Regions from separate parts of the Homo sapiens genome. Here region 2 is linked to region 1. Evidence: read pairs that join two places in POLR2A ChIA-PET (ENCODE). Cell type or tissue: Caco-2. All regions are shown on one strand. Each heading gives the region's core, and the rest is flanking DNA. Links, peaks and the distances in the headings are about the cores only.

What was found. ChIA-PET counts read pairs that join two places held together with the same protein. Peaks named below come from ENCODE experiments on the same cell type or tissue, not always from the same donor. Only the 100,000 strongest peaks of a DNase experiment are listed, where the experiment ranks them.
Region 2: POLR2A ChIA-PET joins it to region 1 with 10 read pairs; 4 of 35 experiments call an interaction of 5 or more read pairs at or near these places.

The regions. Positions count from the first base shown.
Region 1 is chr12:110,169,138-110,177,468 of GRCh38, reverse strand. All of the region lies in intron 11 of IFT81 (intraflagellar transport 81), which reads right to left. Among named protein-coding and RNA genes, the nearest start is that of IFT81, 49 kb to the right of the region's middle. RefSeq lists an enhancer at 4,382-5,162. In Caco-2, for the core only: no CTCF peak of the experiment used is centred there; a DNase peak (open chromatin) is centred at 3,078.
Region 2 is chr12:110,309,268-110,317,598 of GRCh38, reverse strand. All of the region lies in intron 5 of ATP2A2 (ATPase sarcoplasmic/endoplasmic reticulum Ca2+ transporting 2), which reads right to left. Among named protein-coding and RNA genes, the nearest start is that of ATP2A2, 32 kb to the right of the region's middle. RefSeq lists an enhancer at 2,887-2,966. In Caco-2, for the core only: no CTCF peak of the experiment used is centred there; no DNase peak of the experiment used is centred there.

The DNA of each region.
Region 1 (8,331 bases), core at 67-8,066:
CTACTAAAAATACAAAAAATAAGCTGGGCGTGGTGGTGTGTGCCCGTAATCCCAGCTACTAGGGAGGCTGAGGCATGAGAATTGCTTGAACCTGGGAAGCAGAGGTTGCAGTGAGCCGAGATTGTGCCACTGCACTCCAGCCTGAGCGACAGAGCGAGATTCTGTCTCAAACAAAACAAAACAAAACAAAACAAAACAAAAAAACAAACTTTGAAAGAACTGAGGAACACACTGTGTTTTAGAAGAAGAAAGTTTAAAATATTTTTCTATCCATGATTAGGTTAGTTTTAATATTAAGGAATCCAGCCCTCACACCACAAATTTTCAATGACTGCGTTACAGAAACTTCTTTAAAAATTAAAAATTTAAGTCATACTAATGTACCTGAAGTCTAATAACTTGCAAATTTTCCTTTTAAAGAATAAATGTGTAAGCCTGACATAACCACAGATTCAGAATCCCTAGAGTAACTATATATGCTATTAAAAGTGTCCTGGGCAAAGTGCCCAAAATGAAATCAACCCTGTTCATCTGCTATCCTCTGTAATATAGAGGCCAATTTTCCCCTTCTCTATCTTGCTGTACTCCAGAACTATTTTTAAAAGCTGAAAGCTATAAATGTTTTTGATGAAAGAACAAACCTACAAATTACTGAGTGTGTTCTATGCTGATTGGTTATTATTTGATATTCATTATATATAATAACTAATGGAAGAGTAGTCTGGGTCAGATCAATCACAGTTACATACGATTAAGCAATAGGTGGCCATCAAAGCATTCTAAGGGCTCTACTATTCCAGAATTAATTAGAAAAAAGAAAACACATTATCAATGTTTTTTCTTCCATTGGTGGTTTCTTTTAATTATCATTTGGATTTTAGGTTATTTTTGGATCTTCAATGTCATACAAAAAACAAAACTGATGAACACATTGAAGCTAAATCTTCAGACTTATAAAACACAAGTACTCATTCCATTAGCGGCCAGAGCAATGGCCTGATCATTTGTGAAGCCTCTGGTAAACTCTGCTGTACACTCAGATGAGAATAAGAGTAAAAATTGCCCTCCTTTTCCCTTCCATTCCTGGTTTACAGGGGTCAAAATGGTAGCTGGAGAGGTAGGCAGTAAATAGAGAGCTGCATGGAGGTGCCAGTAAGGTTGCATAGAGGCATGGCGGGGTACAGGGTCCGGAGGTCAAAGATACTGGGAAATGAGGGGGCTTGGGAAGTTGTATCAGAAGTGTGGACCAGGAGGCTGGTGACTGGGGACACAGGGTAGTAGGGGGAGTTAATGGAGGTACAGGTCAACAGGCTGAATGGCCAAGGATATGCAATGATGGGATTAGGGGCTGAGGAAACACACAGAGACATAGGCTAGCAGGCCTGGCAGCTGAGGACACAGAGGGGTGAGTGAGGAGTCGTGGAAACATAGACACAGAGGGTGAAAATGTGGTTGGTGGGATGGGGACACAGGATTGGTGTGTAAAGAAGGAGGCTGGAGTAGTTGATAGATTATTTAAATTGAGCAAACAAGCAAGTTTATTGATTGAGCAAATAAATAAATGCAATATAGAAAAAGGGAGCCAAATTTCTCAATGCCAGAGAAGATACTGGGCAACAGAGACAGACTCTGTCTAAAAATAAATAAATAAATAAATAAAACAATGAGATACCATTTTCACACCTACCCAACTGGCAAAAATAAAAAATCTTTCAATACCAAGTGTTGGTGATGATGTGGAGGAAGTAGAGAGGGAGATATATAATTTAGAGCAATGGTCTGGAAAACAACTTGGCTTGTCTACTGAAGCAGACACTATACATATTCTATGGCTCACCAACTCCACTTTTACAAGTAGCAGGACTTTTCAAACTATCTGTTAAAGGACGAGTTTTTTAAAAAATTTCTAAACATATGTGCATCAGATACTTTTGTAAAATAACGAAAATACCGAGATCAAATGACTATAAGGGTTTCTAAATGTTTCCTCTCAATTTATATGGCTGCAGATTAGAAGAAACTAACAGTCTCTGGACTGAAACTAGTCTTCAGACCACACTTTGAGTAGCACTGCTCCAGAGCAGACCTTCCTAAATGGGGTATGCTCTGGTACATGCACGTGCCACAAATATTGTGAGTGTGCCAAAATATTAATCCACTCAGCCTTTGCAGTAGCTGGGCAAGATATTATAAAGAACTCTCAGCCAGTCACCTTTAGCTATAAAGGAAAAAAATAATTTTTAAAGGCATAGGAGGTAAGCAACAAATCCTTAGAACATTAAGGAAAAAGCTTCCCATAGTGTATCATAACAGGTAAACCAAATGAATTTGTCAGTAAAGTAAACTACAAAGCTTGCTACTGGGCAGGGAAGCCCATTATAGCAGCTATTACTAATCATTTGTACCCATATACATTTGTAATCTAAATTAGTCTTCTATGAAAGAGCAGCTATCATTTTAGATGCTGAGATCAAATAAGATTAATACTTTATGGTTTATGCTAGCAGGTGCTGAGAGAGTACTCAGTTGTGTGAAACTCTAATCTTTATCTCTGCGTGCATTTGGGTTTTGTAATGGACTAATGCTTTATAGTGCTAGCTTCTGGCTTCAGGACCAATTTTAAAGACTCGGCTCCCCTGTGATCAAAATGGAAATTGACAGATGTTCTTTTTCCTTTTGTGTATTTAGTATGTTTTACAACCTTTAAGAGTAATGATCAGAATCTGGGCTAGCTTTTGTAATGGATAGGCAGTTTATTTCTCTAAGAATGTAACCATTTATAAATGCTTTTCGCTTATCAGGAACTCAAAAGAATTATTGGATTCCAGGCATCATTCTAGATATTTATGTGAAACAAGAATTACTGCTCCTGCTGCAAATTTTCTCCCTCAATATCTGGCATGAAAATGATTTTCAAAGTAATTAGCTGTGAAGACTTGACAAGACTATCATATAATAAGCACTTTACATTGTTTAAGAAACACAAAGCCATTTTTTTTTTTTTTTTTTTTCTGAGACGGAGTCTTGCTCTTGTCTCCCAGGCTGGAATGCAATGGTGCAATCTCGGGTCACTGCAACCTCCGCCTCCCAGGTTCAAGCAATTCTCTGGCCTCAGCCTCCTAAGTAGCTGGGATTACAGGCACACCACCACACCCGGCTAATTTTTTTTTTTTTTTTTTTTTTTTTTTTTTGAGACGGAGTCTTGCTCTGTCGCCCAGGCTGGAGTGCAGTGGCGCGATCTTGGCTCACTGCAAGCCCCGCCTCCCGGGTTCACGCCATTCTCCTGCCTCAGCCTCCCGAGTAGCTGGGACTATAGGCGTCCGCCACCATGCCTGGCTAATTTTTTTGTATTTTTAGTAGAGATGGGGTTTCACTGTGTTAGCCAGGATGGTCTCGATCTCCTGACCTCATGATCCACCCGCCTCAGTCTCCCAAAGTGCTGGGATTACAGGCGTGAGCCACCGTGCCCGGCCTAATTTTTCTTTTTTTTTCTTTCTTTTTTTTTTTATTGATCATTCTTGGGTGTTTCTCACAGAGGGGGATTTGGCAGGGTCATAGGACAATAGTGGAGGGAAGGTCAGCAGATAAACAAGTGAACAAAGGTCTCTGGTTTTCCTAGGCAGAGGACCCTGAGGCCTTCCGCAGTGTTTGTGTCCCTGGGTACTTGAGATTAGGGAGTGGTGATGACTCTTAACCAGCATGCTGCCTTCAAGCATCTGTTTAACAAAGCACATCTTGCACTGCCCTTAATCCATTTAACCCTGAGTGGACACAGCACATGTTTCAGAGAGCACAGGGTTGGGGGATAAGGTCACAGATCAACAGGATCCCAAGGCAGAAGAATTTTTCTTAGTACAGAACAAAATGAAAAGTCTCCCATGTCTACTTCTTTCCACACAGACACGGCAACCATCCTATTTCTCAATCTTTTCCCCACCTTTCCCCGCTTTCTATTCCACAAAACCACCATTGTCATCATGGCCTGTTCTCAATGAGCTGTTGGGCACACCTCCCAGACGGGATGGTGGCCGGGCAGAGGGGCTCCTCACTTCCCAGTAGGGGCGGCCGGGCAGAGGCGCCCCTCACCTCCCGGACGAGGCGGCTGGCCGGGCGGGGGGCTGACCCCCCCACCTCCCTCCCGGACGGGGTGGCTGGCCGGGCAGAGAGGCTCCTCACTTCCCAGTAGGGGCGGCCGGGCAGAGGCGCCCCTCACCTCCCGGACGGGGCGGCTGGCCGGGTGGGGGGCTGAACCCCCACCTCCCTCCCGGACGGGGCGGCTGGCTGGGCGGGGGGCTGACCCCCCCACCTCCCTCCTGGACGGGGCGGCTGGCCGGGCGGGGGGCTGACCCCCCCACCTCCCTCCCGGATGGGGCGGCTGGTCGGGCAGAGGGGCTCCTCACTTCCCAGTAGGGGCAGCTGGGCAGAGGCGCCCCTCACCTCCTGGACGGGGCGGCTGGCCGGGTGGGGGGCTGACCCCCCCACCTCCCTCCTGGACAGGGCGGCTGGCCTGGCGGGGGCTGACCCCCACCTCCCTCCCGGACGGGGCGGCTGCCGGGCGGAGACGCTCCTCACTTTCCAGACTGGGCAGCCAGGCAGAGGGGCTCCTCACATCCCAGACGATGGGCGGCCAGGCAGAGACGCTCCTCACTTCCTAGACGGGGTGGCGGCCGGGCAGAGGCTGCACTCTGGGCACTTTGGGAGGCCAAGGCAGGCGGCTGGGGGGTGGAGGTTGTAGCGACACGAGATCACGCCACTGCACTCCAGCCTGGGCACCATTGAGCACTGAGTGAACCAGACACCATCTGCAATCCCGGCACCTCCGGAGGCCGAGGCTGGCGGATCACTCGCGGTTAGGAGCTGGAGACCAGCCCGGCCAACACAGCGAAACCCTGTCTCCACCAAAAAAATACGAAAACCAGTCAGGCGTGGCGGCGCGCGCCTGCAATTGCAGGCACTCGGCAGGCTGAGGCAGGAGAATCAGGCAGGGAGGTTGCAGTGAGCCGAGATGGCAGCAGTACAGTCCAGCTTCAGCTCGGCATCAGAGGGAGACCGTGGAAAGAGAGGGAGAGGGAGACCGTGGGGAGAGGGAGACCGTGGGGAGAGGGAGACCATGGGGAGAGGCAGAGGCAGAGGCAGAGGAGGCAGAGGAGGCAGAGGAGGCAGAGGCAGAGGCAGAGGCAGAGGCAAATTTTTCTATTTTTAGTGGAGACAGGGTTTCATCACGTTGGCCAGGCTGGTCTAGAACGCCTGACCTCAGGTGATCCTCCTGCCTCGGCCTCCCAAAGTGCTGGGATTACAGGCCTGAGCCACCACGTCTGGCCAGAACCATTTTTTAAAATAAAAAAGCACTAGGAAACCTACAGAGAAATTAATACTACTTACCAAAGTTCAGTAAGTTAGAAAAAATAACTAGAATGAACACTTTTGTCTTCAAATCCTGCTAGTCCAACATCCATGCTATTTTCCATTTCTTAATTAAATCACATCTTTGTCAGTTATTTCATCAAACGATGTATAAGCATAGACAACTACAGGAATTGGCCCAAGGGAGTTAGGCACGAGATGAGATAGAACCAACTGTTTAGGAGTGGCATGAATATACACAAAGCCCACAGTCTTTCTGCTCATTTGTCAGTGTCTTGTGCTCTAGACAGAACTTCAGACTTGAAGAAAACCTGAAAAGGCCATCATGTCACGCTCCAATAAATTATTTGGATTCCCTGAAGTCTGGTCTCAGAGTTGCTCTTTGTTTTAAGGCAAGAGAAAATGTTCAAAGCAGCCTTTGTTATTTGCTAAAATGACAGTCTTTTAAAATCACGCATCATAACTAGTCCCACATAAATACACATAAAAATACTATTCTAACCTTTTCTAACCTGTTAGTGGCACATTTTCAACTGTAAATTAGAAAATCTCACCAAGTCAAGCATAAGCAATGTAATTATCTACATATGGTAGTGGCTAGTTAACTGCTCAGTCTTTTAAGAGAGTCTGTAATAATCGATATGATATATGCGGGTAGAAATCTGTATTAAATGAAATTTGTGACACAGGAACATCCATCTGTGGAACACAGTTAATCACACCATCCAAGGTCTCTGTGCTTCTATTATAAATCAAATCACCACCACACAGCTGTTACTATCTCTAACGGGTGCTTCCACTGCTGTCCAAGCAGTTAATTCTCCAGAAAAAAAAAAAAAATCCATGAAAACTTTTAAAATTTGGGGTTAAAAGTGTGGCATTACCTAGACTGCATGCATAATACACTACACTTCTATTACAGTGAACTGAGCCAAATTTATTTGATTCTGTTTTGTTCTTTCTCTTGGGAAATTTTAGGGGCCTCAGGTCCTGCTATGAACTCTAAAGAGTACAATGTGATTTGAAAGGTTCTAAAAATATCACAGGTTTGCCTAGGCTCACTTAGAAGGGTGGATGATTCAATTACAAGTGTCAAAATTTGATTCCTAATTTTTCAGGACCTGACAGCTGCAGCACATCTTGCCAGGATTCCCTTATCTTCATTGTGCTTCTCTTTGAAGTATTTAAAGAAGATTTCATAATCTTTCCAATTTAGCTCTAAGATTTGTCAGTAGCTGTAGAATGAATTGGCTGGCCCTTTCTAAAGCTGCTTATAAATATTATTTGACCAAGCATATTTTAAAAGTAGCTGTAACTACAAAACAGCTGAGCTTCTTGTGATGGTCAGGGGAGAAAACACAATGGACTATAATACTCCCATACACCATAAACCAAGGATGACCTTTCATTGCATGAGTTCCAGTGGAACCTTAACTGGAGGTACATTTATTGCTATAAAAAAAATTCAGATCCCAAAGGCATGCATTCATCTGAATGACCACTCTGGGAAGGGTACTAGTACTGCATATCATTGGGACTGATTTTTTGTTTGCTCTTTCAAATTATGAAAGCAGAGAATCAGAGAGATCAAGGTGACTAAGATGGTAAAATCACTAGCTACTGGCACTACTTACAAGAGGCACATGTTCTATTCTTCGTCCTTCCAGTAAATGAGAGAAAGTCTTCAAGCTGAGATTGCTGCCTATGAAACAGCAAAAATCACGCCAAAAGAGGTAGCTGAAGGCTACCAGATTAAATGGCAAATTTAAGTTTCTCACCAGGTATTTAAAAAATAATACAGGCATGAACCACAATGCCTGGCATAATCAGATTTTTTAAGATTAAAAAACCTGGCCAGGCACAGTGGCTTACGCCTGTAATCCCAGCACTTTGGGAGGCTAAGGCGGGTGGATCATGAGGTCAGGAGATTGAGACCATCCTGGCTAACATGGTGAAACCCCATCTCTACTAAAAATACAAAAAAATTAGCCGGGCATGGTGGCGGGCACCTGTAGTCCCAGCTACTCGGGAGGCTGAGGCAGGAGAATGGCGTGAACCCGGGAGGCAGAGCTTGCAGTGAGCCAAGATCGCACCACTGCACTCCAGCCTGGGCAACAGAGCAAGACTCCATCTCAAAAAATAAATAAATAAAATAAATAAAGATTAAAAAACCCAACCCAAAATACAGATCCAATGTTCTTCTACTTAGTGCACACATTACTTCAAAAATGTCCCTTATCTGGGCTGGGTGAGGTGGCTCAAGCCTGTGATCCCAGCACTTTGGGAAGCCGAGGTGGGCGGATCACTTGAGGTCAGGAGTTCAAGCCCAGCCTGGCTAACATGGTGAAACTCCGTCTGTACTAAAAATACAAAAATTAGTCGGGCATGGTGGTGGGCACCTGCAATCCCAGCCACCTGGGAGGCTGAGGCATGAGAATCGCTTGAACCCGGGAGGCGGAGGTTGCAGTGGGTTGAGATCATGTCAGTGCACTCCAGCCTGAGTGACAGAGTGAGACTGTCAGGCTGCTCCATTACTGAAGAAAGCTCAAGTGGTAGACATTTTTCTCTGAAGTCAATCAAATATTTCATTCTAATCACCATTCATTGGTCCTAATTTGGCTTTCTCATAAACAAAAAAAATAACACTAATCCATCTGTGTCAGGGGTCCCCAAGACCATCTCTAGATTCAGTGATTCACTGGGAGAACTCAAAGTATACAGTCATACTCTTAGCTATGATTTATTACACTGAATACCAAGCAAAATCGCAGAGGGAAAAGGCACATGGGGTGAAATTTGGAGGAAACCAGGTGCAAACTTCTAAAAGTTGTCTCCCACTGCAGTCACAGAGGGCATAATTAATTCCTCCAGTGATGAGTTATAACAACACGCATGAAATGATCAGGGAGGCTCATTAGAGACTTAGTTCTCAAGGTTTTTACTAGGAGCTGATCATCTAGGCACATT
Region 2 (8,331 bases), core at 207-8,206, 140 kb before region 1:
TGAGACCAGCCTGGCCAACATGGTGAAACTCCGTCTCTACTAAAAATATAAAAATTAGCCCGGCATGGTGGCGGGCGCCTATAATTGTAGCTACTTGGAGGCTGAGGTTGCAGTGAGCTGAGATTGCGCCACTGCACTCCAGCCTGGGTGACACAGTGAGACTCCATCTCAAAAAAAACCCAAACAAACCAAAAATCAGCATTATTTTTTTAAAAAATCCTTTTTATTAATCAATTGTATTATGCATTTTAAAAACCTAATTTATTGTGGCAAACACCAGTTATTAAAATCTTTTATAAGAAAAACACTATTTAAGACCAGAAATTACCTTCTAAATGCCACTGTTGTTTTTGAATCTAAATGGCTCCTAGGAAACACAAGGCATAACAGATTTATCTTAAACTACTTAAACATTTAACTGTGACTCAAAATTTTCACCGTGTTTCCAATTTGAGTCATAAATTTTGTAGTTTAGCAGAGACTGAATGAAATTCTTCATTTGAGAAGCTCTACTTGACTACTTTAAACTACTTCCAGGCCTCACGGTGAACAGGGAAGGAACATTACACAATACCCCATTATACTACTGTGGTTTGCTCCCAATCTGTTTCTTAGACAGTACTGTCTTTAAAATGGCAAACGTGATCTCCTCCTGTTTTAAAATCTTTCAACAGCTTCTTTGGCATCCCAACCCGGGCTTATAACAGCCTCCATGACCCAAGTGCTGTTTGCCTGTCACCCTCTCACCTCCCTCTGAGCATCACACACTATGCTCTTCAGTTCCTCTAACTTGTTTCTGGGCCTTCACATACCCTTTCTTCTCCCATAAATAGTAAGGCTTTCCTCTAACTCCCAGATTAGGCTGGCATCCCTCACTGTGTGCCCACAGAGCATCCTGTCCTTTCCTTACACTCGCATGGTCTTCATGAATCTTCCCCACTAAAACCAAAAGCTCCATAAAGGCAGAGTCACTCAGACATCACTGATTTCCTAGCCCTACCACTATACCTGGCACACAGTGGGTGTCAAATAAAATATCTGTCAATGAATAAAGCATTTGGCACACATATTTCCTTTAGTATACATGTAGCAAAAGACTTCTAATTACCAAGTTGAAGAACATCACGAAGCTAGAAACAATAAAAAATCAGGGTCCAAAGAGATAACAGCTTTGGTTAAGCTAAATGAGGTTCAATAATGGTAGTTGCTTAAATTCTACGTTTAGACTAAAACCAAAATAATCTATGCCAGTAAAAGTCTAGAAATTTAGGAATGGGGGGATGGGAAGAACACCTAAGAAAGACTGTAGTTTTAGCTGGTAGAGTAATTAAGACTGCCAAAGAAATTTCCATAGACTGTCAGAAGACAAAAAATGTCTAGAATGACAACCAGACTCCATTTACATAACTGCATTCAATCTGGGTACCAAAGAGAACTACCAAGATGGTAAAGCGTTTGAAACAAATGCTAAGACTAACTTGGAAATAAACATTTTATTTTATTTTACTTTTTGAGATGGAGACTAGCTTTGTTGCCCAGGCTGGAGTGCAGTGGCATGATCTCGGCTCACTGTAACCTCCACCTCCCAGGTTCAGGCGATTTTCCTGCCTCAGCCTCCCGAGTAGCTGGGATTACAGGTGCCCACCACCACACCAAGCTAATTTTGTTTGTTTGCTCTGTCACCCAGGCTGGAGCACAGTGGCGTGATCTCAGCTCACTGCAACCCCCGCCTCCTGGGTTCAAGCAATTCTCCTGCCTCCCTCCCAAATACCTGGGACTACAGGCGTGTGCCGATGCGGCCGGCTAAGTTTTGTATTTTTAGTAGAGATGGGGTTTCACCACGTTGGCCAGGCTGGTCTCGAACTCCCAACCTCAAGTGATCCACCCACCTAGGCCTCCCAAAGTGCTGGGATTACAGGCGTGAGCCACCGCACCCGGCCAAAAATAAAAATTTTAGGATACGCTATACTGCTAACATTTGACAGTCCTAGTACTGCCACAAACTGCCACATGCTCCTGGATAAGTTACAAACTCTGAGTTTTAGTCTTCTCATCCCCTAAAATAAGGTTTCATAAGCTCCCCTTCAGATCTAAACTGGTGATAAATCAGATTTCTATGTGGCTCCAAATTAAAAAAGCTAACATACACAACAGACAAAATATATTTTAGCTCATAAGGAATATTTTATAATGAACTGACTAAAAAAATGACACTGATCATTAAGCAAGTTTCCAGTTACTAGAGTTATGGGGGTAGAAAGGTAACCAATTCATTAGATGTTGCAAAGGCAACCATGCACTAAGCAATGTTAGAGTACTCCAGCCTACCTACCAACAGAGATTTTTATCACAAAAGAAAAATGCACGTTTAAAAGGTCAAACACCATTCTTCTTCCCCTCTTTCAACAGATATATATACAGTTAACAGTATATTGCCGGGCGCGATGGCTCACGCCTGTAATCCCAGCACTCTGGAAGGCTGAGGCAGGCGGATCACAAGGTCAGGAGAACGAGATCATCCTGGCTAACATGGTGAAACCCCGTCTCTACTAAAAATACAAAAAATTAGCCGGGCATGGTGGCGGGTGCCTGTGGTCCCAGCTACTTGGGAGGCTGAGGCAGGAGAATGGCATGAACCCAGGAGGCGGAGCTTGCAGTGAGCTGAGATCATGCCACTGCACTCCAGCCTGGGCGACAGAGCGAGACTCCATTTCCAAAAAAAAAAAAAAAAAGTGTATCTTCTGGATTTTCTGGACATCTCTTTATGTACAACATTCACTAAAACAATATTAGACCTTTTATATTTATACATACCTGTCTCATTTTAAAAAGTGGCTGTATAGTAATAATAAGCAATGAAATTTTGAGACTATTATTTCTAGACCAGGTACTGCTGGAACAGCTTCACAGGTTACTAATTCAATCTTCACAACTCTAAGGAGGGATCTATTATCTTTACTCCCTCCCTGTTTATAGATGAGGAAAATGAGACACTAAAAGGTACTTGTTCAAGGCCACAGTATTTCACAACCATACCATGAACTAAATGAATCATCCTCTATTTTTATGGCTATCTAGTTATTTCTAACATTTCCTTTTACGGTGTTACAGGGTTAACATCTTCGTCTGTTATCTTTTACTTTTGCATACAAATGTATACTCCCACCAAGTTTATGTCCCTCCTGTTTCCCCATTCTCTCAATCTTGTATTTTTCTGGCACTGATAATGCCAAGCCCTTTGTTTTACTTTTTTTTTTTTTTTCTTTTTTTGAGACAGAGTTTCACTCTTGCTGCCCAGGCTGGAGTGCAATGGCACGATATCAGCTCAGCACAAACTCTGCCTCCTGGGTTCAAGTGATTCTCTTGCCTCAGCCTCCCAAGTAGTTGGGATTACAGGCAAGCGCTACCATGCCCAGCTAATTTTGAATTTTTAGTAGAGACAGCGTTTCTCCATGTTGGTCAGGCTAGTCTCGAACTCCTGACCTCAGGTGATCTGCCCGCCTCGGCCTCCAAAGTGCTGGGATTACAGGCATGAGCCAGTGTACCCGGCCACCAAGCCCTTGGTTTTCAAAAGTTCCATTATCGGCCGGGCACAGTGGCTCATGCCTGTAATCCCAACACTTTGGGAGGCTGACGGTGGGTGGATCTCTTGAGGTCAGGAGTTCAAGACCAGCCTGGCCAACATGGTGAAACCCCGTCTCTACTAAAAAAAAAATACAAAATAGCCAGGTGGGGTGGTGCACACCTGTAATTCCAGCTAATGGGAAAGCTGAGGCAGAAGAATCGCTTGAACCCAGGAGGCAGAGGTTCCAGTGGTCCAAGATTGCACCACTGCTCTCCAGCCTGGGTGACAGAGCCGAGACTTTGTCTCAAAAAAAAAAAAAAAAAAAAAAGTTCCATTATCTTTTAATATAAAAGTTGGTCACAGTTAAATCTGCCCATCTAGGTGGTTTGGTGTTAATGCTTAGGAAAGGTGGTTCCCATGGCCAGCAGCGGTGGCTCACACCTGTAATCCCAGCACTTTGGGAGGCCAAGGCAGATGAAGCACTTGAGGTCAGGAGTTTGAGACCAGCCTGGCTAACATGGTGAAACCCCATCTCTACTAAAATATACAAAAAATTAGCCGGACATTGTGGTGGGTGCCTGTAGTCACAGCTAACGGGGAGGCTGAGGCAGGAGAATGGCGTGAACCCAGGAGGCGGAGCTTGCAGTGAGCCGAGATCATTCCACTGCACTCCAGCCTGGGCGACAGAGCGACTCCGTATCAAAAAAAAAAAAAAAAAAAAAAGGAAAGGTGGTTCCCAAACCACATGGTTTCTTCTCCTTTTTCCAAAATCTTCATCTCAGTAGCAAGAATGAAAAGGTTGGCACTTCCTGGTACTGTGACTACCACTGAATCATGGGGAGTAGAGAGGAGGTGATTACAGGAAATCAGGAAGGAAATGCCAGCCCCATGAAATCAGGTCAGGCTTCAAGATCAACTGGCCTATCATGGTCTGATGGTTGAGGAGAACTCTCATTTCTCACAGTTCTTAATGTCTTAGCTATTCTGACAGTGCTCAGGGGCTCTCAAACTCAAAAACTCTCTATGCTGATTTTTGTTTTAGACTATTTTGCTCTTCTGCTTATCCGTTTTCTAGAGTAATAATTTATACCTTGGCTTTGGAAACAGAGGTATAGCTTCCAGGATTTACAGAACAACTAAAGCAATTTTTCTTTTTTGTTTTGTTTTCTTTTTTTTTTTTTTTTGCAACAGAGTCTCGCTCTGTCCCTCAGGGTGGAATGCAGTTGTGCAATCTAGGCTCATTGCAGCTTCCATCTCCTGGGTTTAGGCGATTCTCGTGCCTCAGCCACCCAAGTAGCTAGGATTACAGGCATCCACCACCACACCCGGGTAATTTTTGTATTTTTAGTGAAGATGGGATTTCACAGTGTTGGCCAGGCTGGTCTCGAACTCCTGGGCTCAAATGATCCGCCTGCCTTGGCCTCCTAAATTGCTGGGATTACAGGCATGAGCCACCATGCCCGGCCTGTACTTCAGTTTTCAAAACTAAATAGCTAGAATCCTGAGGTGGACTTTCTGAGGAGGAGGACAAATGAACCTCCTGAAGTTGCACACAAGATTTTCAATATATGTTTTTGGGGAAGAAAGTCCATAAATTTCATTAATTCTCAAAGGGACTGTGATCTAGAAATGATTAAGATCTGCTCTAGAGCCTTGCTACTCAAATTATTGACCTGGGAGCTTATTAGAAATGCAGAATAATCAGGCCCCATTTCAGACTGAACCAATCAAAACATACATTTTAACAACATCCCCAGGTAATTCCTGCACACATGAAGTTAGAGAAACATTGATCTAAGCAGTGTGCAAAATCTTAAGGCTCCCCACCCCCCGAACTTTTTTTGGGAGACAGAGTTTTACTCTGTCTCACTCTGTCACCCAGGCTGGAGCATACTGGCACGATCTGAGCTCACTGCAGCCCTGACCTCCCAGGCTCAACTGATCCTCCCACCTCAGCCTCCCGAGAAGCAGGGACTACAGGAGCACGTCAACATGCCCAGCAAATTTTCATTTTTTATTTTTTTAGAGACGGGGTCTTTCCATGTTGCCCAGGCTGGTCTCAAACTCCTGAGCTCAAGTGAACCTCGTCTCAGCCTCCCAAAGTGCTGGCATGAGCCATGGCTCCCAGCCTCACTATGCAAGTTTTTAAAACTTTTTTTGTAAAGACAAGGTCTCAATATGTTGCCCAGGCTGGTCTCAAACTCCTGGGCTCAAGTGATCCTCCTGCCATGGCCTCCCAAAATGCTAGGATTGCAGGGATAAGCCACTGCACCCAGCCAACACCTTTTTTTTTTTTTTTTTAAACAATTCTCTTTTCATATTTTACAAAAGACTTTGGTACAGAGATTGTTGTGGCCCACAAAACCCAAAATATTAGCTGGACGCTATAGCTCACACTTATAATCCCAGCGTTTTTTTTTTTTTTTTTTTTTTTTTTTGAGATGGAGTCTCGCTCTGTCCCCCAGGCTGGAGTGCAGTGGCGCGATCTTGGCTCACTGCAACCTCTGCCCCCTGGGTTCAAGTAATTCTCCTGCCTCGGCCTACCGAGTAGCTGGGATTACGGGTTACGGGTGCCTGCCACTGCACCCGGCTAATTTTTGTATTTTTAGTAGAGACGGGGGTTTCACCATCTTGGCCAGGCTGGTCTTGAACTCCTGATCTTGTGATCCACCCGCCTCCGCCTCCCAAAGACCTGGGATTACAGGCTAAGGCAGGAGGATCACTTGAGGCCAGGAGTTCAAGACCAGCCTGAGTGACACAGTGAGACCTCATGTCTATAAACAAACGAACCAACCAACCAACCCACAAAGATAGTATGCCAACTCCTCTGCTCTACAGCAGACTGACTACTCTGTTTTGTGTTAAAGAGCATTTAATGTTTGCTAAATGTTTAAAGCCAGTCAATTCCAACCCCAACAGCTTTCTAAAAGCAAAAAAAAGTCCACATGGACTCATGGCCATACTATCTAAATCACACTTTTTAGAGCAAGAAAGCTCCTTGAAACAGTACTCCAATTACCTAATTCTGCAGAGGTTAATGTACATAGTCCAATGTCATGCAGAACTAGGATCATAATCCAGGTTCTTATATGAATCCACTCATCTATTTCACAACTCTGCCTTTTACTCAACTGCTTCAAAAGCAGTTTATACCTGCTACTAAATCTCAGTACTGCATGTTAACTGTCTGAAGTAAAAGTTTCCTTCCTTTAAATTGAAAGTTTTCTTCCTTTAAATTGCTGTCAAGTTTAAGAATTATTCTTTTTATTCCCGAGTAAATCTTGAAATTGCTGGCACCCTGTTGGCTATTAAGTCTTCATTTTAGGAAATAAAATTATCAATTTCTGTACAAGTGCTAAAGCAAATGCAATTTTAAGATTGTGTTGCTTCCACTACTTAAATCTTAAAAGATGATTCGCTCCAGAGTATATACTACAAGACAGAAGTCATCTGAGAATATTTATTTCCTGGTGCTATTCATCAACCCTGGGTTACCAAGATACATAAAGTTTGTTTTAAACAACCCTGAAAACAGTGTTCTTAAGAAGTCAATAAATAACCCCTGCGGCATATACTAGAAGCCCCAAAATTCTAAAACTAAGACTTCTAGCTGGGAATGGTGGCTCATGCCTGTAATCCCAGCACTTTGGGAGGCCAAGGGAAGAGGATCCCTTGAGCCCAGGAGTTTGAGACTAGGCTGGGTAATACAGGGAGACCTTGTCTCAAAAAAACATCCCACAAAACCATGGCCGGGCACGGTGGTTCATGCCTGTAATCCCAGCACTTTGGGAGGCCAAGGGAGGCAGATCACTTGAGGTCAGGAGTTCGAGACCAGCCTGGCCAACATGGTAAAATCCCGTCTCTACTTTAAAAAAAAAAAAGGAAAAAGAAAAAAAGAAAACAGAAATGACTTAGGCTATTATAGCTTGATTCACTTTCATGTCAGCAGATAATACAGAAAGCTTAAAAACAATGACGTTCATTTCTTATAAGATTATGTACAACTTCACTACTTTTGGTTTCCATCCATCCGGAGAAATATTTTCTTGGCCTTAAGATAATGTAGAATTACTGTGGCTTCTTAAGAGGTGAACATGTGGGTCACTTTCTCTTTTTTTTTTTTTTGAGTCAGGGTCTCACTCTGTTGCCCACGCTGGAGTGCAGTGGCTTAATTTCAGCTCACTGCCACAGCCTCGACCTCCTGGGCTCAGGTGATCCTCCCACCTCAGCTTTTCAAGTCGTTGGGACTACAGGTACGCACCACCACGCCTAGCTAATTTTTGTATTTTTTGTAGGGATGGGGTTTTACTATGTTGCCCAGGCTGGTCTCAAACTCCTGGACTCAAGTGATCTGCATGCCTTGGCCTCCCCCAAAAGTGCTGAGATTACAGGCATGAGCCACTGAGCACAGCCTATGTGCGGGTTATTTTCTCCATGTTTTTATTTGCCATATCAATTTCATTTGGCTCTTGTGTTCTAGATACTTAAGACTCACATTAGCATTTGCTATGTATGCTTACCCAGTTTCTCTTTGGAATGATTAGCTGGTATAGCAACATATAAAATTTAGTTTCCTGGCTGGGCATGGTGGCTCACACCTGTAATTCCAGCACTTTGGGAGGCTGAGGCGGGCGGATCACTTGAGGCCAGGAGTTCGAGACCAGCCTGGCCAACATGGTGAAACCCTGTCTCTACTAAAAATACAAAAATTAGCCGGGTGTGGTGGCGGGCACTTGTAATCCCTGCTACTAGGGAGGCTGAGGCAG